Regions from separate parts of the Homo sapiens genome. Here region 1 is linked to region 2. Evidence: chromatin contacts called from ENCODE Hi-C or POLR2A ChIA-PET data. All regions are on one chromosome and are shown on one strand. The core of a region is the stretch at or near the end of the contact, and the rest is flanking DNA. Distances in the headings are between cores, read along the strand shown.

Region 1 (6,857 bases), core at 4,065-6,564, 64 kb before region 2:
TAAATAGAATTACCTTGCTGGAGGAAATCTTACGGATAAGATAGTTCTGCTCACTGAAGTGATGCTACCTCTTTTCTGTGTGCCTGAGTGCAATGCACTCCCTGATTTTTAAAAGAGGCAGTTAGTCAATGTTTTTACAAATGATATACAATATGGAATTTGCCTGGAAAAAAATGCATGCCCTCACCATCCCTTGATATTAAAAGGGTGAGAATTTTGTTATAAGCCCTCTACACGCTGTGTCCTGAAAACCAAAAGGCACACAGTCATGCATTATTCCACATAGAAGTGCCATTTGCTGAATTAATCTGGGATATGGCATCCTCTGAAAGGTGAGTGCCTGATTAGAAATACAATAAGAAGAACAGAAATTTATTTCCCTTTAAAATTATGAAAATGGTCTTATCTAGCCTCCAGGCCATTTATTTGAATTGTAAAGTATTAGCAGACTGTGATGAACCAAAAAGATGATGTAATACTGTTAATAAGTTTTCCTTCAACATTAAAGGTGCATAGAATGCGTTTTTCTTTTTTTAAAAAAACGCCCACACACTTTTGTACAAATTATATCTAGAAAGATAATTAAATGGCAACTGTGAGAGAGATTCTTCTTCTCAAAAGAATCTAGTCACCTTTAATAAAAAATGCTAACTTCTTTTTTTTTTTGAGACAGAGTGTCACTCTGTTGCCCAGCCTGGAGTGCAGTGGCAAGATCTCGGCTCACTGCAACCTCCGCCTCCCAGGTTCAAGTGATTCTCCTGCCTCAGCCTCCCAAGTAGCTGGGACTACAGGTGTATGCCACCACACCCAGCTAAGTTTTGTATTTTTAGTAGAGAAGGGGTTTCACCATATTGGCCAGGCTGGTCTCTAATTCCTGACCTTGTGATCCACCCGCCTCAGCCTCCCAAAGTGCTGGGATTACAGGCGTGAGCCACTGCACCTGGCCAAAAAATGCTCTTAATATATGGCTATATGAGACAAATTGATATGATATTTTATAGCTAAATGGTTTCTGTCTTTTCATCACAAACTTTTTTGTTATTTTTATTATGATCAATGAGAATAAGCACTTAGTCATTAAGGTATATAACAAAATAAAATAAAATTGTTATAAAAGAGGTTTCTAATGAAATGATAAACAGGCTGTAATCTAATGAAATGATAAACGTCTGTAATCCCAGCACATTGGGAGGCCAAGGCTGGTGGATCACCTGAGGTCAGAAGTTCAAGACCAGCCTGATCAACAGGCTGAAACCCCATTTCTACTAAAAATACAAAAATTAGCCAGGTGTGGTGGCGGGTGCCTGTAATTCCAGCTACTCAGGCAGCTAAGGCAGGAGAATCGCTTGAATGCAGGAGGCAGAGGTTGCAGTGAGCTGATATTGCGCCACTGCACTCCAGCCTGGGTAACAGAGTGAGACTCCATTTCAAACAAACAAAGAAAATGATTTAAAAAAAAAAAAAAAGCTCACTTGTAACCTATCTCACTGTGCACATGCAGGGAGAGCTCCAGGCCGGCCCTCAGTCCCAAGTTAGTCCTAAACCTCTGGTCCCCAAGGAAAAGCCCAGCTCCGTCAGTCCCCCTGTGTCTCAGGGAGACTTATTCCCAGGCACAGTGAAATGAGAGGACTCCTGGATCTGTTCATCTAGCAGCAAACAAATATTTAAGTCTCTACTACGTGCCAGGCATTATTTTAGGTCCTTGGAAATTGGCAAGAGCTAAGATACAGGCTCACTCAGCTTTAGGTGTAATGGGAAATAGAAATAAGTAAATATGGTGTGTTAGAAGCTGTTCCAGGGAACCCACCAGGTGCCGGGAGCTCTGAGGAGCAGTCCCTTGCCCAGGGTGTCAGGGCCCAAGGAGGTTTCCAGAGGGAAGTGCAGTCTAAGCTGAGAACTCAAGGATGAGCTGAATTTAGTGAGGCAAGGAGGGCCAGAGAGAGGGTGTTCTAAGCAGAAGGAATAGCGTGAGCAAAGGCCTGGAGATACAGCTTCTTTAGGGAAGGGAAAATTAGCAGACGATCCCTGGCAACTGCCCAAATCCAACCAAATATCCACTCTAAGTGTTTGTAATTTCAGACCCCCTGCTTTCGGTCTCAGGGTAACAAGTTGGTTGCATTAGCTGAAACTCTTTTTAAGAACCATCCAGAAAGTAGTGACAGACATATTTCTGAACAAAATGGGTCAAACTGAGTTGAGTAAACTCTTAGGTTAAATAAATACATTTTTACAGAAACAGAGCTGGTAGCTTCCAAAGCTATGTGTTTCTATCCTACAGTGGTTGCTGCATCTGTTACCAAACACAGGACAGGAGCAGAGATGAGGGAAGGACTAGTGACTAGAGCCAGGAGGAGCAGACAGGAGAGGTGGTGCAAGAGATCAACTGCCCAGGGGTGTGCAAACCATGCTACCTGCCCAAAAGGAGATAGTCAGATTGAGGGCATGAAACCTTCCCAGCCCTGTTATCACAAACCCTTTCAAGTCACCCATTGAGTTACATGAAACAGGTCAGGAGGTTAATACAGTACACAGATTCCCAAACAGTTAATGAAACCACAGTAAAATAATCCAATGACCACAATCAGTTATTACTATAAAATCTGATTTAACATTGGAGAATAATGTCATTGTGTTCATATCTGTTTAAGTGATATATTGATCTTTCTATTCAGCAGGCATTTGTTGAGTACCTACTGTTTGCTGCACATGATTCAGAACATTCAGCATATACAGGGAAATAAAACACAGCCCCTGAGTAAGGCAGAAAGGAGTGAGCAGAAGTCACTATGTGAGAAGCAATGAATAAGGTGAAATCACCATAAAAGCATGGGAAGGAAAAAAAGTCTTTTAGCCATGTTTTCTGTTTTCTTTCTTTCTATTAGCTCATTTCCAGTCTGTTCCTTTCCATCCATCATTTGCCTAAAAATCCTCCCTCATTATCATACAATTAGACCATTTTATGACCTAACAGGCCCTTTGAGATCACATAGCCTTGATGCTTTCAGACTGTTTGGATCCTAGAGTTTTCAGACTGCCTCAAGTTCCTTGGCAGTCCTCATGGGCCATCTGTTGACAAATGCTTGATGGTTCTATAGTCATTGATTCACTCATGTGGCAACAGTACGGGAAGATCTACTTATGCTGGCCACAGCATGCGGTATTGAAGATATGGCAGTGAGCAAAATAATTAAGGAGCGAATGCTCACAGAGGACCCTGCCCACATGGTATCTACAGACTGTGGGGAAGGGCATTGGTAAAATTCATATCACAAATGTAAGCTCACAACTGTGACACCTGCATGACAAAGATCTATACTGAAAAGAGCTATATTGCTGTATCTATTTAATCATGTCAAATAAATACATGATCTGACCCATCAGAAGATTCTGGAAAAACTGCCCTGGGGAGTCGGGGCTGACAGGAGGTCTAAGGATGGGTGTGCATTAGATGGAAGGGGAAGGCAGTCCAGGGGAAGGAAGGTGCATGCAAATGCTCAAGATGGGAGGGATTTGGGTGTTTTTGGAGAAAGAAGGTAGTAGGATAGAGTTCCGAGAGCAAGATGGAGTGTGGAGCAAAATGCAGCTAGTGTGTCCTATGAACCCCATTCTGGATTCCAGTATCTAGAATGGGGTTCTCAGAGCAATGGCAGCCACAGAGCAATGGCAGCCACAGAAGGGGGTTTGAATAGGAAGGAGCACAGGGCTGGTGAAATTAGCATGTTTGCCTTCACAAGCTGTCCCTGGATGCAGAGTGGAGAATGTTCTGGAGGGCACCTCGTGAATGCAGGCCCCCAGAGGCAGTTATGGGAGTGGTTCAGGGAAGACACGAAGTGACTTGGACTCAGGAGCTGGTGGTGGAGGAGCAGCTGGAACAGGCACGAATTGCTGTGTGACTCCCAACACACAGAGCAGGAAGTGCTCCATTTCTTTTTATTCCAAACCAAACCAGATTTGGCTCCAAGTGGCTACTCATCCTTGGGAGCAAGTGACAACTTGGAGCCAGACTTTATTTGACAGTGTGACTCCCCAGCCCTCCCCTATTCCTTGGGTCACTCCGGTGCTTACCCAGTCAGGAATAATTGGGAAGTGATGTCAGAGAATTTTTCCTCTGCTTTCAGGCTATTTTCATGCAGAGAAGATTTAGTATGAACTGTGTCTTCTCCCTGATTCCAAAATGAATTTGGATCTGCATAACCCAAAATACCAGCCATCTGTTCTTGTCTAAAAGTCAAAGCCACACCACCAGGCGCTGACACCTGGAAACATTTATTTGAACTTTTTTTGACCACAAAAAATAGATTGCTTGTAAATCACACCTATCAAAGATTCTAGCTTTTCAGTTGCTATAAAATGTTACAATTGCCACCAAAAGAGGGCATTCTCTTATCTGTTTAAAACAACCCCACACAAGCTACCTGGAAATGTGAATGCAGTCTCTTTTCTGTAGCAGGGGCTGCTGGTCAGCAGTTCACTGAGACATGGGCTTTTTGTCTTGCCCTTCACTGACTATTTAAAAGTGGAAATCTCTGCTACTTGGACCAACTCCCTATGACTTCTAGGGCAAGGGAGCCCACAGTTCTAGAACCCAAAGGCCTGGTTGTCCATGCCACCAGGAGAAGATGAAAGAATACCTTTTTCCATTGGTCCGGCAATTCCTGTAGTGACAGTGCCCACAGACCAGTCTGGGAAGGCTCGGGTGTCCACTCCAGCCCCAGCTTTCTTCTGAATGGCTTCCTACCCAGAGGGCATGTTTGTACCACCTGACCCCACCTCCGTGAGTAAGCTGCTGGGATCGAGAATTCACACCTGCAGGGCTACTACATGTGCAGGTTGTGCTTTGAAGAAGACACTTGGCCTAGAGGGCAGTTGAGGTCTGAAATCCAGGCAGTGTTCAGCTGCCGAAAAGCATGTACTTGCTGGGGGTGCCACAGCCTGGGGAAAGGGCTCCTTTTTGAATTAGTCCACCCAAAGACAAGCCCTTTTAGAATCATCTGCTCTGGAGGGGAATCTCTTCTCCAATTTGCCTGCAGGTGATAGGGAAGTGCTGGGAAGGGAACAGCTGGTCCCTTTAAACGATACGGGGAAGGGAAGTGCTGGGTAGAGGAGGGCGTGGTCCCTGGCTAGGGCTCCACCCCCACCGACGTCGGGGAGGACAGGCATTTCCTGCCCAAATGCCATGCCCCCATCCTGTGCCTATAAAAACCCGGATACCCTAGTAGGCAGACACACAGACAGCTGGATCTCCAGTGCCTGCATGCCGGCAGGCCACCGGTAGAAGCCGAATGATGCAGAGTTTGGCTGAGGCAGAAGCAGAACGATGCAGAGTTTGGCTGAGGCAGTCTGAGGAGAGCCCAGGCTGCTGAGCCGCTGAGTGGCCTGACTCCAGGGAAAAATCTTCCTGCTCCATCCCCTTCTGACTTCCCTCATATGCTGAGAGCTACCTCGACTCAACAAAACCTTGCACTCATTCTCCAAGCCCAGGTGTGATCCGATTCTTCTGGTACTCCAAGGCAAGAACCCGGGATACAGAAAGCTCTCTGTCCTTGCGACAAGGTAGAGGGTCTAATGGAGCTAACATAAGCGCCTATAGACAGCAAACTAAGAAAGCACCCTGTAGCACATGCCCACGGGGCTTCAGGAGCTGTAAACATTCATCTAGACACTGCTGTAGGGTCGGCGCCCCACAGCCTGCCCGCCTGTAGGCTCCCCTAGAGATTTGAGCAGCGGGGCACTGAAGAAGCAAGCCACTCCCCCATCGCACGCCCTGCGAGGGGAACAAGGGAACTTCCCCTTTCACAGGCACTGCAGGTGGTAGCACCGGCCATGGGCACCTGACCCAGAGGGTTGAACAGTTGCTGCAAAGTTCTGTCCGTTACAAATCATCTATACAAAACGAGGAGCAGCCCAGGCAGGCAGAAAATATCAGAGTGAGAACATAAGATGTAGGGAGACTGAGGTTGACCAAGGGACAGGGCACAAGGAATGCTGTAGTGATTGGGTGTGTCAGGTTGCAGCAGCAGTGGTGTAGCTGAATCACACTGGAGATAGAGCCTGAGCCAGATGCAGTGGGGACCTCCTGCTTGGGGGCTGTGACCGCGTTGCCTGCACACCCCTGAGCTGCAGCACCACCAGGCTACTGCCAACTCAAGGCCACTGCATAGGGGTTGCCATTTCCTTTTTCCTCTCCTGTATCTTAATAATAAAAGGTACCACGTGGGACAACCTAAGGCTTTTCTTGGTCCTGGAACCTAAGAGTACAGTAGCCAGCGGAAAGTCTAGGAGCTAAGTGGAGAGAAGCACAGAGTGTTCTGGGAACTTCCACGGTAACGTGACTAGAGGCAGGTCCATGACTAGGGGTGGAGTGGGCTTCCTTTTCCTGTCTTGCTTCCTCAGTTCCAGTGCACAGCTCCTCAATTGCAGCTTCCTGGCTCTACTGCACTTACCAGCCTGTCCTGCCACCAGATCACCCCTCCTGACCGGGACAGACAGTGGGCATGTGGCACCCACAGAGGAGACATGAATCTTTATCAAACTCCTGTTCTAACAGAATTTCTTGTCTAACAAAAATTGCCTTCACAAAACTTACTGCAATCACAATTGTTGTGTTTGTTGATTTACTTTTTGTCACCTCCCCTACGAGGTGATGAGCTTTCAGGGATGGAGGCCTTTTCATTGTGCTCACTGTTGTATTTCTCATGTCCAGAGTGCTCAATGCTTACTTACCGAGTCAAGTTAAACATGCCTTGATACACATCAAAAGGAATATGGCTTTCTGCAGAATAATCACCTTGGTAGACATTTTTCCCTAAACGTTTTAAAACAAGGCTTCTAAAATTGTCTTCAGGAAATTAATTTAG
Region 2 (7,079 bases), core at 942-3,441:
TCAGACGGGGCGGTTGCCAGGTGGAGGGTCTCCTCCCTTCTCAGATGGGGCGGCTGGGCAGAGACGCTCCTCACCTCCCAGACGGGGTCGCGGCCGGGCAGAGGCGCTCCCCACATACCAGACGGGGCGGCGGGGCAAAGGCGCTCCCCACATCTCAGACGATGGGCGGCCGGGCAGAGATGCTCCTCACTTCCTAGATGGGATGGCGGCCGGGAAGAGGCGCTCCTCACTTCCTAGATGGGATGGCGGCCGGGCAGAGACGCTCCTCACTTTCCAGACTGGGCAGCCAGGCAGAGGGGCTCCTCACATCCCAGACGATGGGCGGCCAGGCAGAGACGCTCCTCACTTCCTAGACGGGGTGGCGGCCGGGCAGAGGCTGCACTCTGGGCACTTTGGGAGGCCAAGGCAGGCGGCTGGGAGGTGGAGGTTGTAGCGAGCCGAGATCACGCCACTGCACTCCAGCCTGGGCACCATCGAGCACTGAGTGAACCAGATACCGTCTGCAATCCCGGCACCTCCGGAGGCCGAGGCTGGCGGATCACTCGCGGTTAGGAGCTGGAGACCAGCCCGGCCAACACAGCGAAACCCCGTCTCCACCAAAAAAATAGGAAAACCAGTCAGGCGTGGCGGATCGCAGGCACTCGGCAGGCTGAGACAGGAGAATCAGGCAGGGAGGTTGCAGTGAGCCGAGATGGCAGCAGTACAGTCCAGCTTTGGCTCGGCATCAGAGGGAGACCGTGGAAAGAGAGGGAGAGGGAGACCGTGGGGAGAGGCAGACCGTGGGGAGAGGGAGACCGAGAGGGAGAGGGAGAGGGAGAGGGAGAGGGAGAACAGGGGATTTTTAGGGCAGTGAGGCTGTTCTGTACACTATAATGGTGGATACTTGTCATTATGTGTTTGCCACGACCCATAAAATGTAAAACCCCAAGAGTGAAACCTATGAAAACTCTTAACTCTGGTTAATAATAATTCATCAATATTGGCTCCTCAATTGTAACAAATGTATCACACTTGCAAGATGTTAATCACAGGGAAACTGTGTGGGTGCAGAGAGTGTATATGGGAATTCTTTGTACTTTCTGTGCAATTTTTCTGAAAACCTAAAAATACTCTTTTCAAAATTCTATTAAGAATTTAAAAAAAGAAAGTTGGTGAAGTGATATGGAATCTGGCCAAGCTGTCATTTCTTGAAGCAGTAGAAAACGAAGGTTCACAAAGCACAGTTCGAGGGGCAAATAAGGAAAGCAAGACCCTCTTGTTTACAGCTCAACCAAGATTGTAACTCACTAAAGCAATTACATCCATCCATTGCAGATGAGCAAAGCGGATTTCAGAGCCTTTGGTGATGCATCCAAGGCCCCGCAATGGGGAGGTGGCAGAGGCTGGATTTCAGTGCAGCTCTTCTTACTGCAAAGATCTGTATCATGCACCACTCTGAACCCACCAGCCTCCACTGATGGAGGAGGCACCCCTGGATGAGGAGATATAAAAATCAGGTACTTTGATATGACTTGCACATAGCAGGTGTTCCTATATTACTGTTTTACATGAATTGGAAAAAAAAGAAAAGAAAAGGAAAAAAGAACGTTTCGTACTAGAGTGAGCATTTGGGAAAGAATCAATATCCCTCACTCACTATGGAGATGAAAATAAAAAGTAGAGGGCTGTAAAAGCAGACCAACTCTGACCACGGTGGTTTAAATACTGTATTTAGGGGAAAATGAAGCATAGTCTAAAAATAGTCCCCTTCTCGGGTGGGTGAGTGGCAGCGAGGACCACCCACCCGTCCTGACTGCCAGACCACAGTAGCCCCATGAGTGAGGGTCCCATTGTTCAGCACTAATTTTTACTGTTAAGAGCAGATGCAGTTACAAGGCTCATTAAGGCTGTTAGGGCATGGTCTGCTGTTTTTCTGAAAACATCCAGTACAAAGAGTGCGACTTGAGGCTGAATGTGGAGCTCGGGCCAGCAGCTCTGCAGAGTGCCTACTCCCACCGCCACCAATGCGCCCTGGTCCTCCTATGCGAGGAGGAGAGTCAGCCGGCACACAAACGTGCGCTCATGGTCGCCACGCTGAGCCCGCAGGGACTGCTTTGAATGTTTGCTTTTTGCTGAACAGCAAGAGGTCGCTGCCCGGGCCTGCACCGCTCTTTGGAGAAACACAATGTCCTGGTGGCTCCCAGTTCTGCACTCTGCAAGCTGGCATTGCGCGGGGGCCTACCCTCTGACAACTAATTCCGGAAATGTCTGAGGCCACCGCGAAGGAGGCTGTGCAGAGGCTCTGTGTTAACACAATCTGGAGGCAGGTGACATTAAACTGTGTGAGGGTGGGCGAAAGCCCTTGCCCCTAGGAATACAAGCCTCATTCTAGGCAGTTTCCCTTGTTCTGTAAACTCTGAGTTTAGATACTGATGTGAGAGGAGTATAAGGACGGATCATGCTCCCAGGTACCCCCGAGCCCCATCCAGGGAGCGGCGGATGCAGCCATGAGGCCACAGGGGGCAGGGCAGATGGCCCCTCCTGCCTCTAAGCCTCCTGAGGATCTTGTCAGATGGTGACCACATCCTTCCTGCCTGCTGAATTTTGCACTAAGCTTCTCTCTCTCATGCACATTAGTCTGGCATTTCCAAGACCGAGTTCCGGAGGATAGCATGGGATGAGCAATACAGGGTCTAAACTGTTAAGGTCTCAATCGTAATAAACATTGCAGAACCCCTGCTATGAGTCTAGGACTTTGTCCATTTCCGCTACATTTTCAAACCTATTGGCATAATTCACTTATCTTTTTAATGATGGTAAGATCATTAGCAAAAATTTGCTTCATAGTGCCTGACCACTGATTATTATTTTAGCTTTTTAGTTCCTTTTTTCCCCTAACAGGCTTGCCAGGGAGTTGAGCTTCATTCACCTCCTAAAAGAACCGCTCTTTGGCCCTCTTCAGCCTCCTTTGTGTGTTAATTTTTCTAAGTCATTATTTTTGGCTTGTATCCTTGTGTATCCTTACTTCTACTTTCTTTGATTTTCCTGTTCTTCTCCCCCCAGACTTTATGACAGATTCTTAGCACATTGATTTTTAGCCTTCATTCTTTTCTAATATAAACTTCAAGGTTATAATTTTTTGCCAAGCATGGCTTTAACTGCATTCCACAAGTTTTGATATACAATATTTCATAATAATGTATTTTAAAATATTTTCTAATTTCCATTATGATTTCTTCTTTGTCCCATAGGTTCTTTAGAAAAGTACTGCTTAATTTCCAAACACAAAATAATTTTCTGGTTATCTTTTTGTTATTGATTTTTAGCTTAATTGCATTGAAGTGAAAAAAACATCTAATTTTTATCCTTTGAAAATTTTCCAGACTTGTTTAACAGCTCAACATATGGTCAGCGTGTCACAGCATCCTTAAAAAGATGTGTGTTCTACAGCTCTTAAATGCAGTCTTCTACATATGTTCATTAGTTCAAGTTTGCTGATTACAGAATATTATTCATTCTGTATTCCTCTATATTCTTAATAAATATTTATCCATTTATTTTATCAATATCTGATAAAAAGATATTAAAATATCTCACAATGAGTATGAATTTGTCTTTTTATCCTTTTTATTCCACAACATTTTGCTTTATATATTTTGAAGCTATATTATTCTGTGTACATAAATCATGAGAATGATTGTATCTTTCTGGAAAATTAAACCTTTTATTATTATGAATTGTCTGTCTTTATCTAGGATAATACCGATCATGCATTTTATCCTAAAGGAAAAGATGTCTAATATTAATAGAGCAATATGAGCTTTCATTTGGTTAGGGTTTGGATGCTACATCTTTTTAAATTCCTTTCTTTCAGCCTTTCTGTATCTTCCTTATATTTTAGTTGCTCTCATAAAAAGTATATAGTCTGACCAACTTTGTATTAATGAAAACATTTCATTTACGGTTAATGAAATTGTACATTTTAGATTATTTTTATTATCTCATTTCCGTCTCTATTAGCTTAGAAATTGCACATTTTTCATATTCATCTAGTGGTTACCATAGTGATTATAATAACAGTCTAAAGGTGTGAAAGTCTGATATTAATTGGCTTATCTGCTGACTCCTGCTGTGGCCTGTTTCCTGTTCCTTTTCTGTCTAGAGCCCTGGACTGTTGAGTGTGTTTAACCAGATGTCCCGGCAGGGCCAGAGCTGAGGCTCCAATTATCCAGCAGGTGGAGTCTTTGCTTTCTTAAGGATCTATTTGTACCCACGATTTTCGGTTGGTGAGTGCACTCAATCTTTATCTACAACTTGCAACCAGATATCCACAGATCATCACCATGATCTGATACTCATGATGCAGATGGCAGAACAGTCAGATTTCAGGAGAGAGCTCAAGGCTCCTCAGAAAAAAATGCACCACCCAGGAGAAGGGGCTGGACTAGGGTTAGAGACCATCTCTAGGCCAAGGTTCTAGAGGGTGCTGGACTTGGACTTGTCCAAGTGTGGACCTGGGTGGGTATGTGACCTGGAAACATGTGGATCCACCTACTAGCGGGGACCTCCCAGGGTGGCTGGTTTCTCTTCCCCCTGAAGGGCATCGCTGACAAACCCTCTGTGGTCAGAGGAAGATCTGAGCCAGCAGGAGGGGCAATGGTAGTCCTCCTAGTCCTCCGCAAAGGGCAAGTGGTCACCTGGCACACCATGCAGAGATGCTCAGAAATATTCGGGATGGCGCCATGAGATCTGTCAGTGCTCCTGTGATTGCTTTTATCCCAGTGGATAATCCAGACACATGAGTGTCTGTGCAAGAAAAGGAGGCCATGATCTAAGTTGAAAAGATCCACGTGGGGATATTTTGTCTCACAGATTGTAAGAAAGGGGTATGGAAATCCCCAGGCAACAGTGTGCTCCTCAGCTTGCTGAAACAGACCAAAGACTATGTTCTAATCAAACCTTCCAGGAATCTCATGGAAATTTCATTTAATGCCTCTCCAGGCACTTTTCTGAAAGCCCCCACGTTAGGGATGTCTTGGCTAAGACATCTCTCATGGTATCCACAGCAACCCTGATGAAGCTCATTTCTGGAGAAGAAGAAAGTCTCTCAACACCTCTGCTAAGTCATCATTCTCCCATCCTCACTGCAGCAGTTCCTGGAATCTCATGAAGGGAAGCTGGGACCCACCGCACACCCTCTGCAATACCTCACAGTAACTTGGAAATGCCGACTCAATTCACAGGCAGCCACGGTGGGAAAGAAAAAACTCTAAGCTCAGGTGCTGGGAGGGCAAATCCCATCAGTCACAACCTTTTCCTGAGAAGATAGCAGTAGACAGGGCCCTGAACAAAGGGTCACACTCCAGTTGTTGAGAGTTGACTCTGAACAGCTTTTAAGCCTCACCCCTCTGCCCTATGGCTGGTCAGGAAGCCCAGAGCTCTCATCTTTGGTACCTGGGGGAGACTAAAAGCATGCGAGCACCTGCCTGCAGGACCCTCACTCACTCTGACCAGCTCCCTAAACACCACAAAAACCCCACGCCAGTCTCCTTTCTCTGCTCTCTCAAGGCATGTGGGGCCTGCTGGGTGCCTGCCCTGCTGTCTCCAGAAAGCCTCATTATGTGCGTCATAAACCTCCTCCTGGACCCTCTTGGGGTGTGTGTGTGTGTGTGTGTGCGTGTGCGTGCGTGTGTGTGTGGTGTGTGGTCTCCCTCGTCTCCATGTCTGGGCTCAGCTTTGAGTGGGGGTCCCTCCTGCTTCTCGAGTGCCCAAACAAGGTCACAGGGACTGGCCCACACTGGGTTCTGAGCCAACATGTCAGCGGGAATGTCTGTCACTGACCCCTAAGCCCAGGGGTGCTTGCTTGTTCATTTCGTGCTGTACTTTGGGGACCAAGGAGCAGTGGGGTCCAAGCAACTGGCAGCTTTCAGTGAGAGAGGGTTACTCAGAGCATGCAGGGTTATTGGAACCACCTGTGCTAAATGTCGTAAAGCTGAAAAAATGGGGCCAGTTGTGGTGGCTCATGCCTGTAATCCCAACACTTTGGGAGGCTGAGGCGGGTGGATCACCTGAGGTCAGGAGTTCGAGACCAGCCTGGCCAACATGGCGAAACCCCATCTCTACTAAAAGTACAAAAATCAGCCAGGTATGGTGGTGGGTGCCTGTAATCCCAGCTACTCTGGAGGCTGAAGCCTGAGAATTGCTTGAATCTAGGAGGCGGAGATTGCAGTAAGCCGTGATTGTGCCACTGCACTCCAGCCTGGGTGACAGAGTGAGACTCCATCTCAAAAAAAAAAAAAAGAAAAAGAAAAAAATGGCCCAGTGCAATGGCTCACGCCTGTAATCTCAGCACTTTGGGAAGCCAAGGCGTTTGAGCTCAGGAGTTTAAGACCAGCCTGGAAAACATAGGAAGACCCTGTCTCTAAAAAAAAATACAAAAATTAGCTGGGTGTGCTGGTGCTCGCCTGTGGTCCCAGCTACTTGGGAGGCTGATGTGGGAGGATCTCTTGAGCCTAGGAAGTCAAGGCTGCAGTAAGCCAAGATTATACCACTTACCCCCAGCCTGGGTGACAGAGTGACACTCTGTCAAAAAAAAAAAAAAAAGATGAAAAAATGAATATGTGACCACTCCCACTACCAACTAAAACATCCCCCAGAGCAGTTTCCTGGCCCATGGCTAAGATCTAGACTCTCACCACCAGGACCTCCCCATGTTCTCTACTCTGGCACACACAGCCCTGGAGCAGGGATGCCCCTACCCTGCCCGCTGCCCTCCTGAGGGATGAGGGAGCTTGGGCTCAGGTCCCCGGGATCCTCACCACTGGGAAGCCCTGGCATGGCTTTATACTGGGAAAAGCACAAGACAGGAGGTAGAAAAACAGGCAGCTGAACCCAGCCCTCGCATTTGCTGGATGAATGATTTGCCAACTCCTTCCCCTCTCCAAGTCTATTTCCTCCTCTCTAACAAAGACCCAAGGAGGCAACATGAAATTTAATTTTAAATTTCAAGAGACAACACCTGAAATTTAAATTTCAGGAGACAACACCTGAAATCTAGCACATCATACGTTCTCAGTTACTTCCTCCCTATCACTGTTTGG

The links. A loop is a pair of places that touch in the nucleus more often than their neighbours do. ChIA-PET counts read pairs that join two places held with the same protein, here RNA polymerase II (POLR2A). Pooled maps may share reads with other maps.
Region 1: a map of CD4-positive, alpha-beta T cell shows a loop between it and region 2 (2.2-fold over the local background). The contact joins two enhancer-like sites. A Hi-C loop is called at or near these places in 1 of 168 maps with a recorded cell type or tissue (CD4-positive, alpha-beta T cell) and 5 of 50 pooled maps. POLR2A ChIA-PET finds 5 or more read pairs at or near these places in 1 of 52 experiments (T-cell).

What each region holds. Positions count from the first base shown.
Region 1 is chr13:26,784,373-26,791,229 of GRCh38, reverse strand. No RefSeq gene overlaps it. Among named protein-coding and RNA genes, the nearest start is that of GPR12, 27 kb to the right of the region's middle. RefSeq lists a silencer at 5,065-5,114 and enhancers at 5,815-5,864, 5,647-6,262. Within about 2 kb of position 5,314, at least 7 of the 41 ENCODE cell types and tissues checked have a DNase peak (open chromatin) inside an H3K27ac peak, as active enhancers do; they include CD4-positive, alpha-beta T cell, where a contact is called at or near this core.
Region 2 is chr13:26,716,848-26,723,926 of GRCh38, reverse strand. No RefSeq gene overlaps it. Among named protein-coding and RNA genes, the nearest start is that of GPR12, 40 kb to the left of the region's middle. RefSeq lists an enhancer at 2,420-2,509. Within about 2 kb of position 2,191, at least 5 of the 41 ENCODE cell types and tissues checked have a DNase peak (open chromatin) inside an H3K27ac peak, as active enhancers do; they include CD4-positive, alpha-beta T cell, where a contact is called at or near this core.